Linked DNA regions of Mus musculus: all the other regions are linked to region 3. A link is a loop called in an ENCODE intact Hi-C map of the cell type or tissue named here. Cell type or tissue: left cerebral cortex. All regions are shown on one strand. Each heading gives the region's core, and the rest is flanking DNA. Links, peaks and the distances in the headings are about the cores only.

Region 1 (5,734 bases), core at 1,222-5,221, 47 kb before region 3:
ATTCCTCAATAATGTGGGTAATACAGAATGGCTCCTGCAAAGCTCTGGAATATCCTCAGCTTCTGCAGCACGATTTCCTCCCAAACTCTACCCTAGGCTCGAACACACCCTGATTAATACTTGTAAAAACCGTATGTTGGGGAGCAAGAGGAGGCCTGGCATTAGGAGCCACCTACTGAGTGGGAAGTTCACACTTGGATAAGAGAGCTGACTGTAGGAAGCACAACTGTGGCTTTCCTGTGCTCTGGGCAAGGAGGCAGAACCCAGTGAGCTCATGTGACTCAGGGCTGTATTTTCTAGGCTAAGGCTAAAGAAATCAGAGGAAAAAACCTCAGAAGGGGGTGGAGGGATGCTCACAATGACAAGGTTGATTGGACAACAGTGACAGGGACCATGGAGGATGTCTGCCAAGGTAGGAAGACCCTCTCCAGCTGAAGAGTGGCTGTGTAGAACTAAGACTTCTCAGCCACCTCCAGGCACTGAACAAACTGTGCCCGTCAAAGTCTGGCCTGTCCCTCCATCTTCTTTCTCATGCACCAAGAAGGAATGGCCTAAGGACTTCTGGTGCGCCTGAGCAAAAGGGACAGAGACTCTTCCCTATACAAGCTTCAGAGCCACGGCTTAACTCCCGACGAGGGTATGGCTAAAAATGATTTTCAGCAGACAATTCTTGGAGAGCCTCCATTTCCTGACCCCAGAACAACAGCTGGAAGATCTGTAAAGACAAGGCACAAATGCGACCCCAGGCCTCTGTTCTCTGGAAGTGTGTCTTAGGGAGGCTGAAGGCAATGGGCTACACAGAAGGCAAGCAATCTCACACTTAGGGAAACCACTGAGCAGCTTCCATAACCTCAGTGGCACTTTAGACAAAGAGGACCCAACCAGTGAGCACGCCCACAGTTAAGTATGGCCTGAGACAGTCACTACACACCCTATCACCACACCCGCCGTGGTGGACAGCCACCAGTGGCTCGCCACACTTTCAGTGTGACCTGCCCAGTTTCCTCTACCTCATGGAGGGTTATGGCATCATTTCACAGGGCTGTCTTAAGTACTACTGGCCTCTTCTTTCTCTCCCCCCCAACCCCCCAGACAGGTTTCTCTGTATAAGAAAGCCCTGGCTGTCCTGGAATCACTTTGCAGGCTAGGCTAGCTTCAAATTTATAGAGATCCGCCTGCCTGTCTCTTGAGTGTTGTGATTAAAGGCACGCACCACTGCCCACAACTGGCCTCTTCTTAACTACCTTTGCTAAAGTTAACTCCTACAGGAGCCTTGAAGAGACACTGTTCTACCAATATCTGGGGATCCAAAGATTTTGCACACAGTGTTAAGAGTTTTCTCTACACATGATAAAATGGAAGGTTGTTTTTACTCTTCACATCACTTTATATTCTAAGTTCCAGAACAAGCACATGTAAGACTGGCAAAACAGAAAGAAAAAAAAAAGAAAGAAAGAAAAAAAAGAAAAAGAAAGAAAGAAATAAAGAAAAGAAAAAAATGAAAAAAAAATAAAAAAGGTCCCCTCCACTTTTGCTGACATAAGCCGACTACCCATCGAATCCTGGCAAACTTCAGTTCCCTCTTCCATGCATGTTCTACCTTCTCTTCAGTGCCTTCAAGCACCCAAGGGTTTGTACAATGCAGACCAGCTAACAGTGTTGGGGTCTTGGCGAGGGTAAGCAACATCTGACTATTGAAATATATTAAACTCCTAGCACCAACGCTTAGCAATTTTAGAAAAATTGTCAAGAAATACTTTTTCACCACAATGCAAAGGTCTAAAATACTCCAAAAAGTCTGGAAACGACTGAAACCTCCTCACAACTTGAAAGAGCAACCCTCTAACACCACTCACCCAGTGCTGTCTCCTCATTCACGTGGGCTTTTACATACCTCATGGCCAGCCAGAGTTTGGCTTTGGTACAAGCAGTGACATCACTCAGCTCTTGCAGGAAATCTGCATTTGTTCTGTGTCTGCAGTCTGTAATGTAGGCTTGTAACAGATGAAAAACCTGAACCAGAAAAGAGGAAAAACAATACTTGGCTGTGAAAATGAGATTTCTTCAAAATGGTTCCTCAAAGGAAACGAACTCTGTCTCCACAAGAAAACAGGCTGGGGGGCTGGGGGCAGCCCAGGGTTGGGCCACACAAACCCATGCTCTGGGTCACTCCCACAATTCCCTAGACCAAGGATCACCGTGACCACATAATCATCAGCCTCGAGAGCTTCTTAGGTAGAAACAAGAAGTGGAATTACCTTTATGTCAGCAATCTTACAAGAAACTACACTCCAAGTCTGCACAGGAAGGAACTATGAGTCTGTGTGGCTTAGACATATACTTGGGTTCATAAGGCAGTGTGGGCCAATGAGATAGGAACAGCACAACACACCTGTGTAGAAGCAGGCAGTACTGTCTGTAAACAAATCTCTGAAACTTTTCCTTAGCAGTCAGAAGGGACAGCAGTCAGATGTGGCATACACTTGACACTTACATGACAGTTATATACCAGGAATTAAAAGCAGAAAGATCAGAGCCTGATGTCTCTCAAGTGTTTATATGTATGATGGTGGCACTGTTTGGCCACACAATCTAGACCACTGTGCCCCTGTGAGGAGCACAGATCTTTGGGGAACAATGAATGAGACAGAGGGTTCTCTGGCCTGAAAGCCTCAATGGCACACAATTCCTTTGTTTGGTTGGTCACCTACATAAGCATATAAGGATGAAGGAAACAAAGTGCCAATAAACACATAAGAAATTTAAAATGTTTTCCCTTTTCTTTTCTGTTGTATCCTCTGCCAGCAGGGCTGGCACACAAGCTGCCACATGTGGCTTTATGTGGGCTCTTGGGATAAGTGCAAGTACTTTACTTATGGTACCACCTCCCAGGCTGTGCCTCAGTCTTAAGTGATAATAATAGCAAATATTTTTACATTGCCAAGTGAAAAAAGCAAGCTATAAGGGCCTCTTGCTGTTTGTCTACACAGGTCAACTGAATGCTCAGATGAACCCATTTAGGGTCATGGTAGTCACCTGTCAGAGCAAATTCTTTCAGACCTTCTTCCCTGCTTTGCCATGAAGATGTTACTGTGGGAGTATTCCAGAGTCAACTGCTGAAGAGGCCCCTTTATATTCTTGGGCATTTACACATGTGCCTTGGGACTACAGCTGGAGTCACAGGTCAAGATTCTCTCCCTGCTCTGCCCTTTTTTAGATAAGAACTCAAGTAGCCCAGGGTGGTCTCAAACTCCCAATGTAGCTAAGGATGGCCTTGAACCAGTTGATCCTCCTGCCTCCTGAATACTGGAATTACAGGTGTATGTCACCATGCCTAGTCTACTGTTTCTTGGAAGGGTGAGTCTATGGGAGTGTGGGCCCAGCCCCTGTATGCACACTGAAGCGCTTTCTCTAACAAAGGACCTGCTCTTTCAGGAGCACAGATCAGATGCTGCTGCCTCACCACAGCCTGCAGGGACCAAACCACCCGGCATAGAGCCTGGAGAACTGGGCTGGCCGGGGCTTCTGTTCCTATGCGGTGACTGCCAGAGGGAAAAATACCTCCCTTGGTCTCAATCCCCACTGTCCCAAAAGAGCTGGCAAAGTCACTAGGCCTTGCTTTCTTTTCTCCACAGCTGCACTAAACCAACCACCAGGGCTTTCATGTGTCACAGCGCTGTAATTAATCAGCAGACACCAGCAAAACACACGGCTGTGGAATTTACTTGTCAAGAGAGCTGTGAGGTTTCAAATGCTTCTCATTTAGAAGCAATCACTTTAGAAATAACCCCCTGTGGATGTTTAAGCCCTGGCCTGGATTTGCTCACCTTGCTTGGCAAAAACAAGACTGTTTTTGAAATGCTTGGTAGTTCTGGCTTATGAATGTCAGCCTACAGGCCCATCAATTCTGTCACCCTGGGCACACACCAGACAACAACTGCAATCCCAGTAACTCACCAAGGACAGAGAGTGATATGTCTGTACCTGACCAATGTACACAGAGGGGCATGTAGGCAAACCTGGTAGACATAAGCAAGTATAAGAGGCAGTGCAGTACAAACCGAGCCGAGCACTTGTTAGAGAAGCAGAGGAGAACAGAGCAGGGAAGGAAAGGAGACAAAGCAGATGGAGAGGCTTGCAAACAAACATGAAATAGATTAGTATTTCTGAGAAATATTAATGAAAAGATTTGAATGCACAACCATCCTCACATGACATTTGAAGGACTCAAGACAAATGAGATAATCATTGAGTGTGACGCTCAGGGAGGTCTGGATGGAAAGAGCCACTTGTCTCTCGGTTCTTGGGTTGGCAGACACAAGGCCACTTTTCTCTCCTTCCGCATTTGCCTACAGTGCTGGTACTGAGTGTGGTTAAACCCAGGCCTGGGATGACTTGCAAACAGTAATCATAGAGAAGTTTGAGCTGCCAGGCCAGTGAAGGAGCAGGACTCATCAGACACACCAAAGTGCTGACAAGCATACTGCCAGTTTAGGGGCCCAAGTGTACAACAGCATTCAAATATCCAGTCCACAAATACTTATTAAGCAAGTGTTATTACCAGATAGTGCCCTGGTAACTGCAGCAGAGACCAAGCAGCAGGGCTGCTCCCTCCCTCCTGCCTCTTTCTCCTGCTCCCCCAGTTTGGGTTCTAGTCATGAGGATTAGAGATGTGAGAACCCAGCAGCCTCCCTGATGCTGCATGCCACTGACATCACCTGCCTGGCTTCCCATGATCTGCTGTTTGTGAGTCCAGTACATGGTAGGAGCTCAGCAGCACTGAGTGGACCGACCATATGCTGGGGTTTAGTGTCTCTACTGACAGGAGCTGTCTCAGGATACAGTCCCGCCTGGAGCCTGTACACTTAGGTAGGTACCACCTTTGTGTTCAGGGCTGACACGTGGCTGGAAGATACCTTTCTCCTCTATTCCCTTGACTCCTGATGTGATGGAGACTGCAAGGTTAGACAAATAGTAAGACTCCAATCACATGGTACACACTCTGAGGGCAAACATGGTTGTAAACCAAGGGACTACCTATGTATATCTTTAGATCAACCAAGTTAACCTCTGTTTCCTCATGTTAAATAGAGTAAGACAGTAGTCTCCTCCGTCTTTTCAATTATTATTCTAGTGTGTGTGTGATGGCACATGTGTAGAGGTCAAGGAACATATTTTGGGGATCAGTTCTAGTGATGGAACTTAAATTGTTAAACTCGCATGACAAGTACTTTTTCCTGGCTTGGCTGAATCATATTGTCAGCTCAGTGGCCCTCTCTGTAGGACACATTCCAAGGCACTGGTGGGTACCTGAAACCTTGGTTAATATAAACCTTACGTAAGTGTATTTTTCCTCTATACATATACACATCTATAAAAAGTTTAACTTTCAAACTAATCACAACAAAAGCGAAATAAAACAGAAAACAACAATATACTATAATAAAAATTACTTAAATTTATTTACTTCAATTTTGGAACTCCCCCCCCCCTTTTTTTTGGATTTTTGAGACAGGGTTTCTCTGGGACTTACTCTATAGGCCAGGCTGGCCTCAAACTCAGAGATGTCCCTGCCTCTGCCTCCACAGGGCTGAATTTAAAGGCAAGTGCCAGCACAACCAGTTTGAACTTTAATATCTTTAGACTGCAACTGACAGTGATTGAGCCTTCAGGAGGAGCTAATGGGAACAGAGAGATCTCTGCAATCTGTGACTAGAGAGATATATAATGTTTA
Region 2 (5,734 bases), core at 782-4,781, 57 kb before region 3:
CCCTCCTCCCTCCTCCCTCCCTCCCTCCCTCCCTCCCTCCTCCCTCCCTTCCTCCCTCCCTTCCTTTCGATATGCGTTCTGGATGGCCTGAAACTTACTCTGTAGACTAGGCTGGCCTCAAACTCACAGAGATCTTCCTAAACCTCTGTCTCCCAAGTGCTGGAATTAAAGATTTGAGACACCACACAGGCATATCCTAACTTTAGAGCTTTCAGCTCTGAAGATAAAAATGGAGCCTCTGGATGGGATGGGACAGGCCACACTAGTGGGCTTCAGGGACTGCCTGGCAGTGCTTCCCTTGAGTTTACTATAGTATGTATGCTCTCCCCAAGCCCCAGGCTTGAGGCTTCCTGTTAAACTGCCTCAAGAAGTAGGCCCTCCCCAGAACACAGGCTGTGGGCTGCTGAGGGAGGGCTCTTCATGCTCTGGCCTGCATGGGAAGGCACTCCCACAGCCTTGCAGGCCACTGTTATCACTGTGGAGGCCTAGGTCCCACAGGTAGTTGAGGGGGCAGGGAGGAGTGCAGTGCAGTGAGGCAGTGCAGGGCCTCTCCCATACTGCCCCCTCACCCATGCACACACCAGCCCCTTCCCTACAAGTCTTCCTGGAAGAGGGCTAAACCCTGGCCACACAGGGCATTTGGGTACCAGGGCCTAATCAGCTCAAGACTGAGGCAGGGAAGGGACATGGTGCCATAAAGTCTGTATCAGAGTAAATGACTCCAGAGGCACTAAAAGATCACTCCTACAGGACATCTGGGTGACTAGGAGAACTAACTTACTCACACACCAGAATCTACACTGCTTGGCAGAGAAGAGGCAGCAGCCTGCCGGAGCAGGCCTCTCAGGAAGAGGTGTAGAACAGCAGCCTTTAATGGCAAAGTCTAGAGCTGGGTCCTCTATAGGAGTGTGGCTTCTGCAAGAGGCCTGGGAACAGTGCAGGCTTGCAGGATCTTCTACAAGGATGATCAGGCAGCAGGAGGCCGGGCAAAAGGTAAATCAGAGTTTGTTACTTTCACCCCAAGTGGAGCTGTCTTCTGGGGGACCACATCTGTTACAATGGCTGCCCAACCCCTTGCCAATCATCTCTTCTGCTTATTTATTTATTTATTTATTTATTTATTTATTTGATCACTGTTTTGAAATATGGAGTCGGGGTACTTCCTTAGTCCACTCTGTGCTCCCAGTGGGATGGAAGACATCAGGCAGCCTCCAGGCCTCACCCTGACTAAACTGTATTTACCATCTCTCCTAGGTTAGCTCCAGCATCTTGAGTTTCCACAAAAGCTTCTTTTTGAGGGAAGAATTTCACCAGACGAGATAATCTTTACATTCCCTTTCCAAGTATAAACTCCTTCTATGGTCCTCTTAACAAAAATACAAAGATGCAAGCCATGATATTTCCATTACTGGTAACTAGCAAACGGCTGCTCGGGAGCTTCTGAAATTTTGGATTTCAAGTGTGTCTAGGCAGTTGCCTTTCACCAGTGTCTACCCGAGACCAGCGATTGTCTCTTAAAGTCCTGGACCAACCAAGCACCAATTCCTTTAAGGGCCGTCCCATTTGTTCTCTTCCCCATCCTCTTCCCCATCCAAGCACCAATTCCTTTAAGGGCCGTCCCATATGTTCTCTTCCCCAATCTTGCACAGCATCTCTTCTGGTTCTATAAGCCCACTGCTCATGATGCGAGATCCAGAGGCACCATCTTGACAGGCTCTTTCCTATCACTCTGGTATTTAAAACCACACTCCTGTTTTAAAGCTAATCTCAAACATCCAGCTCCCCTAGAAAGCCTTTTTGTCTGTACTTTTGTACCTATTTGAGCGCCACGATTGGTTAACTGTTTCATGACACTGGACTGCATGATAAGCAGACCATGACAACGGAGGCCCTAATGTGGCTCTAGCCCATGCTGAGAGTGCTCACCGCAATGCTGAGCTCTGCACTAAGGCTCCTTGCTGCATGAGTAGCAGCTATTGCTTCTTAGTCAACAAAGGCTGGGCTGTATCCATGTAACTTCTCTCATTCTGCAATCACACAGCATTAGCCTATCGAACAATTAAACCTCACCTAGCCTGTAAAGGTCTCTTTCCCTCAGAACACTTCCTTGACTCCTCAGCCCACAAGCTCGCACTTATTGCTTCGATCTCAGCTCTACAGTGACTCATCTCAGCCCTTATTAAACTCTTACTTGCTTATGGTTAATCTGTTCTTGTCTTGGTCAGACATTTTTGTTTGTTTGTTTTAAGAGATTTATTTTTTATTTTATATATATGGGTATTTGCCTATATGTATGTCTGCATACCATGTGTATGACTGCTGCCTTTAGAGGACCAGATCTCCTGGGACTGGAGTTGCAGCTAATTGTTAGTTGCTGGAAACCAAACCCAAGTATTCTGCAAGAATAACAAGTGGTCTTAACCCACTGGGCCATCTCCCTAGCATCCCCGAGTGGTTTTTGAAACAGGGACAATATCTTCCATCTTATAGTTATATTTTGGCTGTTGACACAGGGTTTCCCTATGCTGCCTAGGCAAGTCTTGAACTGGCAGCAATCCTCCTGTCCCAGCCTCCTGAGTGCTGGAATTATAAGGCCACACCCACTGTGCCCTAAAAGTATCATTCATTTTATATTCTCCATCACGCTACTACATTGTTCTCTAGTGTCTGTGAATTGGAATTGGTTTTAATTCACTGGAAATGGCTCAAGGAAGACCCTGGTTTATCTAAGAGACAGAACTTGATATACATTAAAAGGAAAAAAAAATACTGTACTAGGGCTCTACATAGTATTATGAAAATGCAAGTCAGACCATGACAATATTGTGCAAAACTTCTAACAGCAACATTCCACCCCCATTCTCCCAAGATCAACAGCACTGAGTGGAGGAAGATAGTTATTTCTGTGCCTTCAAACAAGCTTATTACTAACTCCAGGGTAGGGTTGCAGATTTCGGCATTTAAAGAGCATAAAGCATCAGCAGTTGGGGACTGAATGCCTGGTACACAACTGTGTGAAAGGACTATCTTTCACTTTCCAGTGCAGTATGACGCTTGGATCTGGATCCTGGGCTCAGTTAAACATACTAATCCGCATAAGACTGCTTTACCCCGACCAGCCTGCATAAGCCCAGCTGTCAGCAAGAAACTTCCAATTTCACTTCTTCAACAGCTTGCTCCTTGCTGCATTTGCAAAAGCAGTATGTAACGAAGAGGATGTTTTGCACCTTGTTTCACAGGTTTGGGTTGAAATGTAACTTCATACTTCTATTGTTTTAAAAATACAAACAGGATCTCAAGGTGTCCTGGCCTTAAACACTCCTGAGATGTCTGAAAGGGAAGAAGTCTGGATCTAAAATACACCAATCCCACCTCCCCCATCAGTTCTTCACCAGGTTGAAGGTGACCTCAACAGGCTGAGTTAGAGGACTGAAGAAGTCCTAATGGTAGTCTCCTCTCCCCAGAGTCTCAGACTGAGAGCAAGGCAGTGGTCACATTCCCACTCAATCTGTCTGTCCCTCAGATGTCAAGAAGAGGGACTGCTGGGGAAACCTTTTAGACAAAAGAAGGGGGGGGGGGAGAAAAAGGAGAGGTGGGGGAAGAAAAGAGAAAAAGGAACGGAAAGCACCAAGTCCAGCCCAGCCCACCCCCCCACAAAAGCAGGTGTGCTACGTGACTAGCTAGCCTTGTTGAGACTCGCGTGTCTTCCAGTCTTGGCAGGGACCACAAATGATAGCCTTACAATGCCCCACGATCACCCTACTACAACAGCCCCTTTGGGCTGGACTCCTGCCAGTGGCAATGGAGGTGGGACAGCAAGCTGCAGCAGGCTGAGGGCTTAGCCACACTGTTTCTCAGGTCACTGCAAAAGAGCGAGCTACTTCCTGTGGAGGAGAGCAGTCCAGAACACAGGAGACTGGGAAGAGGCTGGGGCCATGGGAAAGTAGAATCAGACCCAAGCCCCAGTCTTTCTGCCCTGGCAGTGTAGTCTCTTGTGTGAATAAATCTGGTGGTTAGAAAAAAAAAATGCTGTCTTCAGCTCTTGTGAAGCAAATGGAATTCTTTCTAGAGCAGATTCTGAAGCTGGCTATAGACGTCTGGGGAAGACCTGGGACTGCCACACACAAGCAAGCCCCAGCCTTGTCTCTATAAGCACATTTTACTCACATTCTTAAACCCATAGGCCCTCAAGGGGAACAGCACTCAGCTTACTGGGGACTAGTAAAGAAGGGGGACACAGGGGTGGGAGGAGTGATCAAAGGAAGCTGAGAAGGAGGTGAGCCGTGTTACAGTTCACAGTTTGCAAGTCAGAGCTGGCTTGAGGGGCCAAGTACTAGAGTGGGCCCACAAACACAAGCTCTCCCATACCTACTCCCTTCATCAACACCATTTTACTGAAACAACCAACCAACCCCCCCCCCCACACACACACATTTTTCTTACTCACCTTGAGATCTATTCTCATATTCTCAAAAGCCTATTTTCCTCATCAGACTATAAGATTTATTTAACAGAATGACAAATAGCCAACTGCATGCCAACAGAGCACCAGTCCTCCCACAGGCCCTGAGGCCACAGGGATGGCTGCCTGAACCAAGAAATATAACTTTCCCACAGTGTCCTGGTACCATGCAGCCCTGACATTGGGAGAGGCTGCAGGCCTGATGGCTTTGGAAGTCTTGAGTCTGCTTCTGCCTAGCAAGGGGGAGTAAGGCCATGAGCATGGGAAGAACATTTCTAACTGGGTGCTAGAACTACAGTGGCTGATGGCTTAGCCTTTGCTAAGTTCATAAACTATGAACTTTGTCTCAGGGTCAACAGCAGCTCTCACTTGGAGCTGGCCAAGTATTTAGGTGCTCAGGTCCTACCTTCAGTCTAACTAGTGACTTCTGAGAACACGTTCTATCTGAGCAGCTCTATTTTAGACAGTCCAACATGACAAGCAGTGTCTGGACACATGGAGGCAGTAAGGTCCAGGAAAAAGCTTGACAAGGACTTGGCAGCTGAGTACAGATATTAGCAGTTTTCAGTGGGGTCCACGCCTGTTCAGCTGTGTAGATGGATGGGTTCTCCTGACCTCTGAGGGTTACATCTCTGCAAATGCATAGGGACTTCACAGGGTTTTCCGTATTTAAATCCCAGATCCAGGAGTTTGCCTGAGAACCTGTTTTGTTGCCCTCTTTACACTGCACTGTGGTTTTAAGAAATAGTTGCAGTGCCTAAGTCAGTCTGGCCTCGCCCAGAAAAGGCTGATAAACAAACTGACCCAAGTACTGCCTGTTCTACTTTAGCCACATCTTAAAAGATGAAAATGTAACACGACCCTCTGGAACAAGGACCACATGAGGGTCCCTGGCTTCAGTGGACTTGGGAAGGCAAAGGCATTTATTTCTACAGCAGAGTCTCTCAGGGTGGGAGTTGACACTGGGAGGTTTTAAATCTTCCCCGGTGATTCCAGCATTCTACCCTGAGCATCAGGAACTATTGTTTGGAATGAAAACTTGCTACCAGCCAACCTGGCATTTGTTAGTGCCAAGACCAGGAGTCACAGTCTCCTGTGGGATCCTAATGGGAGAAGTGGCTGGGTGAGTACAGCAGTGATGTGTGTAAAGCACGCTCTATTAAAAGCAATGACCAGAGCCAGAGTGGTAGTGTCCCAGTGTCATCCCAGCAGTAGGAGGGCCGTGGCTGGCCTAGGCTAAGGAGCAAGGCTCTGTCTGTCTCAAAGTAAAAT
Region 3 (5,734 bases), core at 733-4,732:
TGACTTATTTTATAGCTTGATCTCGTAACAATATTGATGCTGATGATAAACCTTTATGCCTAGAACTAACCGAAGTCAGAGCAGTTCTCCTGGGCTTGGACCTCTGTCAGACTTGAAAACAATTGACCAGTGTTTTCTACACAGAAAAGCCCTTCATTAACTCTATTGGAACCCTGTCATTAAAGCCCCCCTCGCTCCTTCTAAGGCCACAACAACCCCATGACCTCTAAATCATCTGGATTCTCTAAAGTCTGGTTAATGATTTTGCCTTACAGAGAGCTAAGTGACTCTGCCTCACAATACTAAGTGTTGCTGCTGAAAGAGAGAAAGTGGAGCATGGCTTTAGTGGCCATTGCCCTACAGAGATTGCAGTTTGCTCTGCTAGGCTGATTAACGCCCCTAAGTAACCTTCCTTTTATCTCCTAGCAACGACTCAACTAAAATCAGGAAGAATGAATCTTTAAATAACAAAATGCACATGGAAATGCCTTCCAAAAAGTTTCACTATTTTGGCCTAGAAAAATGGTACCACACAGGAAGGGTATTGACATGTTAGCAATAAACTCGTCTCCAGGAAGATTAACCTGCGTCACGTCCCAACAGACCTGCAGTACTACTGCTAAGAGACTACCAGCCCTTCCGCTATAAGTGCCCCAGGAAAAGCTTTACATGGCTTTTGTTTGTCCCTGAACCCATACTTAGACTATAGTATTACAACAGTTGAAAAGTACTTCCTTTGGTATAATTAGACTCTTTCTTGCTGCAATTTAATTTTGTTTTTCTGGTTCTAAATGCAGGGAAATAAATTAATCTATGTCAAAAACCCTAGAATCCAGAATATATTTAGAAGCAAACAAACAACTCAATAAAAATGGAGTCAAAGCTCTGAACAGACACTTCAGAAAGAGTAAGTGAACACATGTGAAGATGCTAACACACTGAGTTACTTGGGAAACTCAAAGGACATTATATGTGTGCATATATGTTTGTATAACCCAATGTCATATATGTTAGCCATCAGTGAAGGTGGTGTCAGTTATTAATATATTTATAGGAATTATCTACCACTACACACTCGGTGGAAATACTAAGTGAAAATGACTGCAACCACTGAGACTCTGGAACTTAGTAGGTAGACCAGGCTGGCCTCAAACTCAAAGTTCCATCTGCCTTTGACTCTCGAGTGCTGTGATGTCCCCACGCCTAGCCCAGCCATTTTTAAATGTGCAGATCATGCTGTCAAGACTTCCCAGGTAGTTTTATTTTGATTTAACTGGCCCCTGGCCTCAGTGCCTGAATACCCAATCTATCTATCACTGCTTGGCTTCAGACATAAATGCCAGTCTATTTCCAGGCAACTTCCTGGCTAAGTGTTCTGAACCAAAGCGCACACGTTTGCCACCTGAGGTGAGGAACTAACCATTCAAACCAAGCATTGGTCCCTTTCTTTCCAGATGGAAGATAGAAACTTTGATCTTCTCTTCCTCGCCATTAAACCTGTCTGAAAAGAAGGAACCCACTACTCCCTGACCTTTGGGAGGTTTACAGACTTCAGACTGCAGTTCAGAGCACAGACAAGAAACTGTCCAAGAAAAACATGCCCCAAATGAACAGGATATAAACAAAGCTGTAAGGAGGTAAGTAATGGCAGGGACTTGACTCCCTCACTTGCATCTCTGATAACAATCTAGCATTTTATCAGCAAGGTCTTTTATCTGCAAGGATTCTGGGTGTTCTGCAGCCTGGAACTATTTGGGGAGGACAAAGACAAGCTTTCATCTTGCAAAGGAAATAGAACGACTTCTCTGAATGGTAAGGAAGAGTCAAAGCTGTAAAAAGGCCTCGAATGATTTCTCTGACAGGAGAGAGGTAAATGAAAAATAGACGTTACTCAAAGCATGGGAGCAATTGTGGTGGGGAAAAGGCATGGTCCTCTACCAGACCACAGTGTGAGAATGATAGCATGCTTTTTTCTCCCCATGCTGCATCATCTGCCAATGTCTTCTAATTGTCTTCTTGTTAAGACCAAAGATGTAAAGTAACTCACACTTAATGACTTAAGTGTAGTCTGCCTCTCACTGTTTTAGAAGGGATCATAACTACATACTTAATGAATGAAGATCTGTCTGAAAACCCCTCAAGCCTCAGCTCAAGATAAAGGTGGTATCTAAGAGTATTCGATGGACAGTGGGCACTGTTTAAGACTATAACTCCTCATATGTTTCCACTCCCCTCAGAGTGAGCTGGTTCTTGCTAGGGTCTGCAGCAGCTTAGTAGCACTCCAGATAAGAGTCACTCCTAAGGGAAATGGGGTGGTTACAGGAATAGTACCTAGTACCTAGTACCAAGTGTTCTCTTACTGCCTTCCAAACTCAGTTCACTCCATGGAACTGAGTGAAGAACTTTTTCTTAGAATTCAGGAATTCTAAGTAAGTGTGTGGGTGGGAACTCTTACTTAGAATTCAGGAATATTTATCTAAGGTTGAGTCAGAGTAGCCACCCATTCTAGAATGCACAGCCTGGTGCTTCCAAATCAGAGCACAATTGCCCAACAACACCAGCTCCCTTTGCCAGGCTGTTGTGCCATCCTGGGGAGTCCTGTAGGTTCACACCCAGTGCCTTGTGTCATCAATGCTTTAGAAAAGGCAGGCATGAAGAAGCTGGTCTATGGGCTGGTTTATAAGCAGAATTCTATCAAGCTGCGGTATTCTAAAGCTTCCACTTTAGAGACAAGCTCAACCAGACAGCAGAATGCAAATCCTCTTGCCGCCCCCGGGTCTCACTATGTAGCCCTGCTTGTCTGAAACTCACTATGTAGCCTAGCTGGCCTGACAGAGATCTACCTGCCTTTTTCTAAGTACTGGTTTAAATGTGTGCATCATCACACCCACCAAGAATTCCATTTCTTGAAAAGTTTCTCTTAGTTAGAATTATATAATTACAATTAGTATTAAATTAGATTTTACATTTTTATCATTTTTGTCCACATTCAACTGAAGCTATACCTCAAATTCTGGTTTTGTAGGAAATAATGACTCTTATAGGGGGAAAAAAAATGAATGAACAGTCCAGCAAGAAACAAGCCAACACCCACAAGGTCAGCTCAAGGGACTCTCTTAGTGTTTTGAAAATATTTCCTGCCTACTATTTGTAAATTATTTTGTCTGTGTGACACATCTTTCAGTAACAACTCAGCTCTTTCTTGGCTATTTGGCTATCTGTCCACGGTTTGCACCAGAGCAGATGGCCTATCCCAGCACAGCTGCGGTGATCATGATTGCGTAGGCTTGCTTCCCTGCCTTCTAGACACAACACCTCTTCCCGATGTTGTGAATGCTGTGGGGATGAACATGGGATACTCCCCACCCCTGGGGCACCAAACTATGGTTTTGTGATATTTAGACTGAACTGAATTCAGCCAGTGAAAGACAGAAACGGGACTCAGTACACAGAAACATAAAACTGACAAGAAAGGGGAATTCTAACCTGTTTACACCAACCAGCTGCTACTGTTAGGGCCCCTCGAGATCATTACACAAGGTTCCTAGATGTACCTTGCAGCAATGAAACCCATTTAAACACCTTATTTATCCATGCTGGCCTTTTCCTGAGTAGGCTTAGAACTGTCAGATGAGAAGATAGGAGGCAACACAAACACTGGGATGTGTACTGACAACCACGTGACTCTGTTGTAAGGCAGGAGAGATGAACAGATGAGCATGGATGAGTCCTTTGGAAACTGAAAATCTGCAGGTAAATGGCTTTCCTTCACTCTCAGCAACCCAAAGTCCAAAATTATGTAAGTTTTAACAGTGGAAACTCAGGATAACACACACTAGAGTCAGAAGGAAAACTTCTTATTTATTTTTGAAAGCATGCATAAATAGCAGCCCACAAATAATCTCATTAGGACTTTAGGTATCTCAGCCTCAAGCCACACGTGCTCTTCACCAAGATGACTGCAAGTGTATGCTGACCCTGAGCTCCTGTAACAAGGACAATTTCTTTTGTAACAAAGTCTCAGTATTTCTCAAGAATCTCAGGACTTCTGCAGAGCCAATTCTATTTAGCAACCTGTCACAAGCAGATGGATTTTACTGCAATTTTTCTTCCTTAAGTGCTGATTTCAGATTGGAAAAACGAGTGCACTGCCAATATCATGCCCCAAAGGAGAAACATCCAAAAAAACAAGGCGAGCCAGACACCTGTTAGATAAAACTAGAGGTTACCTTTGGCACATGAAGAACTTGCTTGTCATGTTCCACAGATAGCGCATCAGAAATAGGTAGGTGGGAGAGCCTGTTGTTGGGTGAGGAACTAGGAAACCAAGGCCAATGTGCTCTGGAGCCAACACCTGGACTCAAACCCAAGTCTAGCTCACACTAGCAATATGACCTAGGGCGTATTTCCATGCCACCCCTTTTAGATGACAGTAATAGCAACAACAAACTCACACTGTTGTCTTGATTAAATAGGCTAACATATAGAAGGTCTTATAAATGTTCCATAGACATCTGCTAAGTACCATTTATCACTAATTAGGATGGGGAAATCTGAACAAAAAGAGGCAGAAACACCACAGGCCAGGATTCCTCAGATGAAAAATGCCCGGTCAAATTCTCCATCCTATTTGGTGCCTCAGTGTTCTCTGCACATTTCTGTTGAGTGAGCAAATAAAGGAGCAAGTACCTGACTTAAATGGTCTGTAGATGTATCAGACTTATTTTCTCCAGGGCCTGTCATGAAGTGCTGCTACTTGCTACTGCAAACTAGTATTAATCAGTAATAAAAAAAGAACACTTAATTTCACACTTACTGCAAGGTTTTTGGGGACCAGGGATTTATTTTAGAGCAATGCTCCTATTAGAGAGCAAATGTGAACACAGTCAGGTCCTGCTGTGGAGAAGGTGGAGTGTAACAGTAGACACTGCTGTTGATCCTAAGGGAGGGCTGTTCAGTGAGCAGAGACAACTCCAAGACCTGACCTCTGGTTGTCTGTGGGAGAGGCAGAGAGTGCTCTAAGAAAGTCTCTGATGGATGGATGGATGGATGGATGGAAGGAAGGAAGGAAGGAAGGAAGGAAGGAATCAGAGATCAAGACTGACTCCTTAGGTGTGTAGCAAGCCCAGGGAGTGCAGGGGAATAAATGGAAAAGGCTGAGGCCAGGACAAGGAAGCAGAGAGTGAAGAGCAGTAGGAAGGTAGAGTGGGGAGGAATGGGAAGAGGGGAGAGAAACAATGGCAAAGGCGGTGGAAGAGGGAGTCATGAGCATGAGCATCAGTTTGGGATAAAATCAGAAACTACTGCAAAGCATTCAGGGGCGTTGGAAACTAGATATAGTTTCAGTGCAGTGGTGGGAAGGAGCTAGCCTGCAATGGCTCAAGGAGTGATCAGAGCAGGGCATGAAGTATGGGACTATGAATATGAAGTTTTCTCAGAATCCTCACAGAACATGAGACAGCTTTGGGTAGGGAGAGTAGAAGTCTCTGTGGAGAGGCACCAGTGGCCTCTAACGGCTCTTATAAACACAAGATGATCAAGTAGAGGTAAGGAGTTAAACAAGAGCAGACCAGACTCTCAGGAAGTTCAGTAGCAGAACAATGAAGTGGGAGTGACAAATGCTCACTAAATCAAGTGAGGGAAAAAGAAATGCCAATGTGAATGGAGAAGATGGGGAAGAGCAAGCAAAAGCATGGAAGTCGCAGTGAGTGGCCTTCATGCACGACATGAAGTC

Evidence for each region. Hi-C counts contacts between places; a loop is a spot of excess contacts. Peaks named below come from ENCODE experiments on the same cell type or tissue, not always from the same donor. Only the 100,000 strongest peaks of a DNase experiment are listed, where the experiment ranks them.
Region 1: it touches region 3 in a loop (2.6-fold over the local background); 3 of 42 quality-filtered maps call a loop at or near these places.
Region 2: a loop joins it to region 3, with 7 times the contacts of the local background. A loop is called at or near these places in 3 of 42 quality-filtered maps.

What each region holds. Positions count from the first base shown.
Region 1 is chr17:84,270,812-84,276,545 of GRCm38, forward strand. Thada (thyroid adenoma associated) reads right to left here. Exons shown (of 38, transcript NM_183021.3): 30 at 1,895-2,013. Among named protein-coding and RNA genes, the nearest start is that of Gm24492, 14 kb to the right of the region's middle. In left cerebral cortex, for the core only: a CTCF peak has its summit at 3,672; DNase peaks (open chromatin) are centred at 1,930, 2,872, 3,622 and 4,307; H3K27ac peaks cover 1,393 bases.
Region 2 is chr17:84,260,711-84,266,444 of GRCm38, forward strand. All of the region lies in intron 30 of Thada (thyroid adenoma associated), which reads right to left. Among named protein-coding and RNA genes, the nearest start is that of Gm24492, 24 kb to the right of the region's middle. In left cerebral cortex, for the core only: no CTCF peak of the experiment used is centred there; DNase peaks (open chromatin) are centred at 807 and 3,025; H3K27ac peaks cover 246 bases.
Region 3 is chr17:84,318,245-84,323,978 of GRCm38, forward strand. All of the region lies in intron 28 of Thada (thyroid adenoma associated), which reads right to left. Among named protein-coding and RNA genes, the nearest start is that of Gm24492, 33 kb to the left of the region's middle. In left cerebral cortex, for the core only: no CTCF peak of the experiment used is centred there; DNase peaks (open chromatin) are centred at 2,588, 3,298 and 4,136; H3K27ac peaks cover 1,246 bases.